2 separate regions of the Homo sapiens genome follow, and region 1 is linked to region 2. Evidence: chromatin contacts called from ENCODE Hi-C data. All regions are on one chromosome and are shown on one strand. The core of a region is the stretch at or near the end of the contact, and the rest is flanking DNA. Distances in the headings are between cores, read along the strand shown. Region 1 has its middle 57 kb from the start of MIR4778. Region 2 overlaps LOC105369167 (a long non-coding RNA gene).

The links. Hi-C counts contacts between places; a loop is a spot of excess contacts on that map. Pooled maps may share reads with other maps.
Region 1: a map of psoas muscle shows a loop between it and region 2 (2.1-fold over the local background). The contact joins two enhancer-like sites. A Hi-C loop is called at or near these places in 1 of 168 maps with a recorded cell type or tissue (psoas muscle) and 2 of 50 pooled maps.

The regions. Positions count from the first base shown.
Region 1 is chr2:66,299,819-66,303,109 of GRCh38, forward strand. No RefSeq gene overlaps it. Among named protein-coding and RNA genes, the nearest start is that of MIR4778, 57 kb to the right of the region's middle. Within about 2 kb of position 1,738, at least 10 of the 41 ENCODE cell types and tissues checked have a DNase peak (open chromatin) inside an H3K27ac peak, as active enhancers do; they include psoas muscle, where a contact is called at or near this core.
Region 2 is chr2:65,727,714-65,731,089 of GRCh38, forward strand. The region is part of intron 2 of LOC105369167 (a long non-coding RNA gene); the gene reads left to right. Among named protein-coding and RNA genes, the nearest start is that of LINC02934, 61 kb to the right of the region's middle. Within about 2 kb of position 1,263, at least 3 of the 41 ENCODE cell types and tissues checked have a DNase peak (open chromatin) inside an H3K27ac peak, as active enhancers do; they include psoas muscle, where a contact is called at or near this core.

The DNA.
Region 1 (3,291 bases), core at 488-2,987, 570 kb after region 2:
GATGAAGCAAAAGCTTCAGAGTTGTCAATGGAGGACAACTCCATTGGGAGGCATCAATGGAGAAACCGTATGTCAAAATGTTCCATAGCAGACTCAGATGACTATAGTTAGCAAAATGTGTCGTGTATTTCAAAGTAGCTAAAAGAGAGAATCTGAAATGTTCCCATCACATAGAAATGACAAAATGACACAAGGCAGTGGATACCCCAGATGCTCTGACTTAACATTACACATTCTATGCGTGTAACAAAATATCACATGTACCCCATAAATATGTAAAATATTATGTATCCATTTTTTAAAAGCCAGTTCTAGTGGATTATGGAGGACTTAGGGGATGAGCGAGAGACGAAAGGCTTTTACTGTCCTGTCTTAAGTCCCAGAGTTGATATCACCTGTTTCAGGGCCGGTGAAAAAACAGGAAGGATGTTTGTGAATTTAGAAATGTGTACTCTTGCACTGGGGTTTGGGAGGGGGTGTGTGAGCCAATGGGAATGCCTTAACTTAATGCAATGTCTTCTGAGAGGATTCAGCCAGATGACTAAGAAGCAAAGATAAAATGCATCAAGATTGCAGGAGAGGAAAGAGAAGAAAGGAAAAATAGGAGATATTCTGAACAGAAGTCCCCAACTATTTTTATTTTTTTTTAAATATCTGGAATGCTAATCATGGAATCAGCTGGAATGTTATCTCTAACTCACCTCTATCAGGAAACATTAAGGTTTACAAAATTGACATAACAGTTCTCATAGGAATCCCCTCTAGATGTCAACCTAGTGTGTGTGCCGTCATCTTTAAATGCTTTCCCATGTTTTCTGGCAAATGTTAAAAGCAGCTTGTGCCTCTCAGAAAGACCAACTGCCCCTGTGGGGACTAATTGCATAGACCTTGTGCATGACGAAGAGGGTGCTACTCGGGAATAAGAAGAGGGGCTTAATGAATCACAAAAGTACATAATTTATCAAATAAAAAGAGTATGACATTTCAGAGTAAATTCCATGGAAAATGAATGCACTGTGTTTCGATGAATCAGGCACTGAGAATATTTCCTTAGAAACCAAGTCCATATTTTCATTAAGAGAGAGAGAGTGCACACTCGAGTGAGAGAGAGAGAAAGTGGGAGAGAGAGAAGCTATGGGATTCAAGTGCACCAGTGAATTAACATCTTGTGGTAAAAATGCTGCCTGAGAAATTAAAATGATATTTGAAACATAAATCCCGAGTGCTAACAACTCTCGTTATAAGCACCCGCCAGAGTCAACAAGCAGAGTTTGTTTGCTAGGAGGTTGTTTCTGGAGGCCAATTCTTGAGTTCTCAAAAAACATCTGTGCAAACGCAGAGGGAATGCCACAGCAATAGAAGCCATCAGTGGTTAGGTGTGTTATAAATACATTATTACTTCATTGTAATGGCACACGGGCCCTGGCTAGACTGCAGAATGACCTCACCAGCTGTCAGCCCTTGAGTTACTCTCCTTGAATGAGCATTCAAGATACAGCAGCGACTCCGAGTCGGTACCGTGTAAACACAGAGGTAATCGTAAGAGAGGAACCAGGCACAAATTCATCAACATCTCACGAAAAAGCAGGGGGCCTTGGCCAAAACCCGAAAGACTGAGGGATTCTTCTGTCACACAAAAACACCGTTCAAGCCAGCCCTAAAGAACCTTTTTCATGGAACCTCCGAGCCAGCCATCCCCTGGGCTTTCTCACTCTGTCTTCCCTCGCAGAAAAAAAAAAAAAGGCCTCACGGCCCAAAAGAAGCAAGCCTCCTTCCAAGGAATCTATTCCCGTAGTGAAAACTCGGAAATGCAAGCTGAGGCTGGGTGGCAAGGGTCCGAAAGCAGCTGGGCTCCTGGCAGAGGTTCCCTGCACACACAGAAAACCAACGACTTGATTCAGAAGTAGGCTTCCCTCTGCAAGTGAAGAAAAACATTTTGAAGATAAGAAGACTGCCCGCAACTAAATGGAAAATGACGGTGGGGCCAAGAAGTGTCAGAAACCATGGAAAAAAAACAAAAAGGGGAAAAGAAGTGGATCACCTGGAGGGGGGCTGTCCTCACTTAGCTCAGGTTTCCACAGAGCTCTGGCCAGTCCTGAGCTGGAGACGGGTCATGGGCATGGTGTGTGTGTGCGCCGGCCTGGGAGTCAGGATGTCTGATAGGGGTTTAGGGTCCTTCCACGGCAGTTTCAGTGTGACCCTCCACCTCGCAATGTCCTTGGCTGTCCCTCACTGGCAAGGGTACGGGTGGAATTTGTTTTTAATGAATGGGGGCATGCATCAAGTGTGGCCATGAGAGAAGTTACGTGGATGTGTGCTATTAGCATGCTTTGGTGGGCAGTGGGGGAGGGAGAGGTAAAGTGGGATTTTATTTTCTCCAAATGCAAAAAGCAAAAGTAGCTTCAGCCTTGGCCCTTTGACTGACACAAGTATGTGTGTGGCTGTGGGTACAGAAACCCAGAAATTTCATTCCACTTTGTACCCAAGATTCTGAAGGAAACAACCAGACTGTAAGCCCCATGGGGACAGTGAATATGTAGGGAGTATTGATCATCTGTGTCTCCCCAGTCCTTAGTGGAGGCCTCAGCACATACAGAGTACTCAGGTAGTGTTTGCAGAATAAACGGATGAGTGATCTCAGTAGCCATGAATGTCCCATGTTTTAGGTTACATACCACACCTTGCTTAAGCACTACCACCGCTCCAGCACAGCTACCACCAGCAGCTCCTGTTGGTCAGCCTTTGTCTGTAAAGGCTTGTTGCAAACTGAGGCATGAGTTTTCAAAGATGAATGTGTTTGTGTTATAATCACTTGGGGGAAAATATCAGAATTTTATTCAAGGAAAACTTTGTGCTAATAATTTAGGAAAATATATAGTAAAAATTTCAGTTTAACACGTATTTTATTCCTTTATTCATCTGTTTACTCATTCTAGAAATACTGTGCTACACAGAATATTTAAAAACCAGAAAAAGTCGCTGCTTTCATGGAGCTTACATTTCAGTGGGAGAAGTGAATAATGAAAGAAGAAACATATATATATATGTTAAGGCTATATGTGTATATCATTATGGAGTAAAAATGACTTCTATGAAGAAAAATTAAGCAGGGTAAGTGGATAGAGAGTGACAAAGCATGCCACTTTGCATAGGATAATCAGGGAAGTCCTCTATGGAGAGAGAACATTTGACCTAAGATTTGAAGGAAATGAGAAATTAAGCCCTGCAGAATTTTGGAGTTTCCTTAGGGAAGAAAATTCCCAAAGGAAGGGTATAAAGGCCCTGAGGTGA
Region 2 (3,376 bases), core at 13-2,512:
AGCTGGAATTATAGATGTGTGTACATCTCTCTTTAAGGAAACACACAAAACAAATGGGAATTTACCAAATGATATCATTCTCCACTGACTGGATTTATATATGACACTTCTTGAATGTACTTTTCTCATAATGTGGGGGCACACCTGCATTGGAAATAGCTTCTTTGAGAAATGTTAGATGTTGCAATTTGGTAATATCTTAAGTGTGAATTTGTGTGTGTGTGTGGGGGCAGGGGGGAAGGGAGGATAAGGAAGGATTCACAGTGTTCAGAAGAGGACTGATGAGGCTCCCTCCATGAGCAGGCTAGTAGCGCAAAGCCTAATCAACACTTCTGTGAGGAAGTTAGCAGCCTTCCTTCTGACCTGACTGCTTCCGCTTCTGGTGGTGGCAGCGCTGTCAAGCCTCATTACTGGAAAGTTCATCTTGTTAAATTTCCACTTAGAGCAGGGGATGTGTTAGAAGATAGCTCAGACTCTGTGGCCATTATGACATCAAACTCAGACAGTGACATTCCAAGTGGTAGTCAAGGAGTTTTGTTTCTAGCTTCATTGAAAAATGTGAACATTGGCTGGGCACGGTGGCTCACACCTGTAATCCCAGCACTTTGGGAGGCCGAGGTGGCTGGATCATTTGAGGTCAGGAGTTTGAGACCAGCCTGGCCAACATGGTAAAACCCTGTTTCCACTAAAAATAACAAAAACAATTTAGCTGGGCATGGTGGTACATGCCTGTATCCCAGCTACTTGGGAGGCTGAGGCAGGAGAATTGCTTGAACCTGGAAGGTGGAGGTTGAAGTGAGCTGAGATCGCACCACTGTACTCCAGCCTGGGCAGTGGAGTGAGACTTCTTCTCAAAAAAAGAAAGAAAAAAAAAAGAAATGTGAACATTAATAAACAACTTAAGAAGTCACTGTATCTGCATACTACTGGATTAGATTTAACAGACGCAATCTTGGCTGAATAATGAAAGGAGTTTGGCATGAGTTCCAGTGTCAAAGCAGAAGTAAAAGCAAAACCAGTGATGGGCATAGGCTTGAAATATAATATATTAATACACTCACCAGGTAGTGCTGCATTAATAAATAAACTCAGAAATCTTAGGGAGTGAAGGCAACAAAGGCTTATTTCTTGCTTGCATAAAGTCCTATATGGGTTAGGCGATTCTCTGGGCAGCACTCCCTCTGTCTTGTTATGCTGCCATCTCAACAGGTGGCCTCCAGGGTTGCCAAGGCAAAGGACTAGAGGTCACTTCCTTATGCTGTGGCCCAGGAGAAACTCATATGACTTCTGCATACATTTCACTGGCTATGACTAGTCACATAGTCATACCTAACTGCAAGAGACCTGGGGAGTGGAGACTTCCTGAGTGACAGGAGGAGAGAAGGGTATAGGTGAGCACTAGAAGCCTTTACCACACATAGGAAGCGAGTGTGTATGGTCAGCATGGAATCGGGAATGGCCAGAGTCTGATGTTATTAATATTCAGCATGAGATTAATTTATATTGAACCTAATAATATCTTAATACATTTGTAAAAATAAATCAGCCTCTTTGGTTACCTTCCTTGGCCACTGGCCATGCCTTAGTAGGATTATCTACTATTAACATCCGGGTTCCTTATTCCAGTCTGGCCCATCTGCCTAACGTCCTGGCATCCTCCCTGCCTTGCAAGGGTCATCCCTCACTCTGTTTGTGAAACCCATAGCTGCATGGCACAGGCGGTAAGGGTGTGGTGAGACCTTACCAGGGCATGCTTCTCAACACCAGGAAGTACTTTTCTGATGTCATTGTTCTAGACATGCTGACACAGGCCCTACATAAGCAGAGAGGGCCCCCACCTTCCTCTCTGGTGAACGTCTATTGCTTCTCTGTATAGTGTTGTTGGTTGAAAGAGTGGTTTTAGGAGATAGACTGTCTAGGTCCAAATCTCGTCTCTGTCATTAGCAAAGAATGAGACCCTGAGCAAGGGACTTAACTTCACTATGCCTCAGTTTCCTCATCTGTGGATATAATAATAACACCTTCCTGTTAGAGTTGTTGTGATGATTAAGTGAGTTAATACATGAAAAGTGCTTAGAATAGTGCCTGGTGAGTGGAAAGTGATTAAAAAACATCAGCTATGATCACTCTACTTCAAGACTCAGTTCAAATGTAACTGAAACTTCCCTAAACTTGCTTCTTTTCTGGGTGCCTTCAGCACTCAGCAAATGTCTCTGTTATAACATTTATCATGGTATATAATAATTGTTAATTTACCCATTCTTCTCTCTCGTTAGACTGTGATTACTCAAGGGCAATGTACTGCTCACCATTTACTCTAGTCCTTGACAGAGTGTCTGACATAGAAAATACATTACCAAATGTTTTCTGAATTGATGGGCAGAGCCAGGGTGGTAGAAATTGCTACAATTCACCAATATACAGTTCTTTTGTCCTTCCTGTGCACAAAGCAAAGCTATGTTTCCCAGCTCCCTATGCATCTAGATGAACCACATAACTGAGTTCTGGAATGTGAGCAGAAATGATGTGTGCCACTTTTCAGGCTTGTCATAAACTCAATGCACAACCTTCCATGAGCTCCTTCTCTCCCTTTCATTCAATTGGCTGGATATGGTAGCATTTTAAGATAGAACGAGCCCAAATCTCTGAGTCACCGCTTGGAAGAGAGGGACCTAGACTTTAAAATTGTGTCAAGCTTTTGAAATCTGAACCTGTTTGTTATAGCAGTGAGTGTATTTACCTGGCTAATAAAACAAGAATCTGGACACAACATTTTTTTCTGCAGGTTTCATGGCATGATATGGCTCAATCCACAGACAAAGGCTGCTGAGCCCAGAACAGCTTATTGGACGAGCCCCTATGAGAAGCAGAAATGTATAGAAGCAAACTGAACCCAAGGAAAGATTGGTGATACTTTGGGAGGGATGACAGAGGAAGGGGAAACACACTGTCCATCCCTGTCCCAGCAAGGAGCCAGCTCCCATTCGGCAGTCCCTCTGAACATCTAGGTAGCTTCCCCCTTCTTTCTGTCCAGTTGTGAGCAGCCACCAACTATGATGCCCCTCTTCCAGCAGGCTTTGCTTTCACATCACAAAGCATCATCCTGAGAAACAATTACAGTTCTTTTTAGAGTTCTGGTTCCTTCATAGGTACCTATTGTCCTAATAAATGGAATTCCTTGGAACACAAAAGCATTTATTTCCTCTTTTAGCTAATTTAATTTTTACAGCTCTGGTGAAAAAATATTTTATGTTTTTACTCAATGTGATTTTAAGATAGCTTATTCTTGGATTCAATTTTGTTTTCATTTTCTAGAAAATCAATTTAATTCACAGAAGGTTCATTCATTTAGTGGCTTTCCTTGCACATGGTTAAT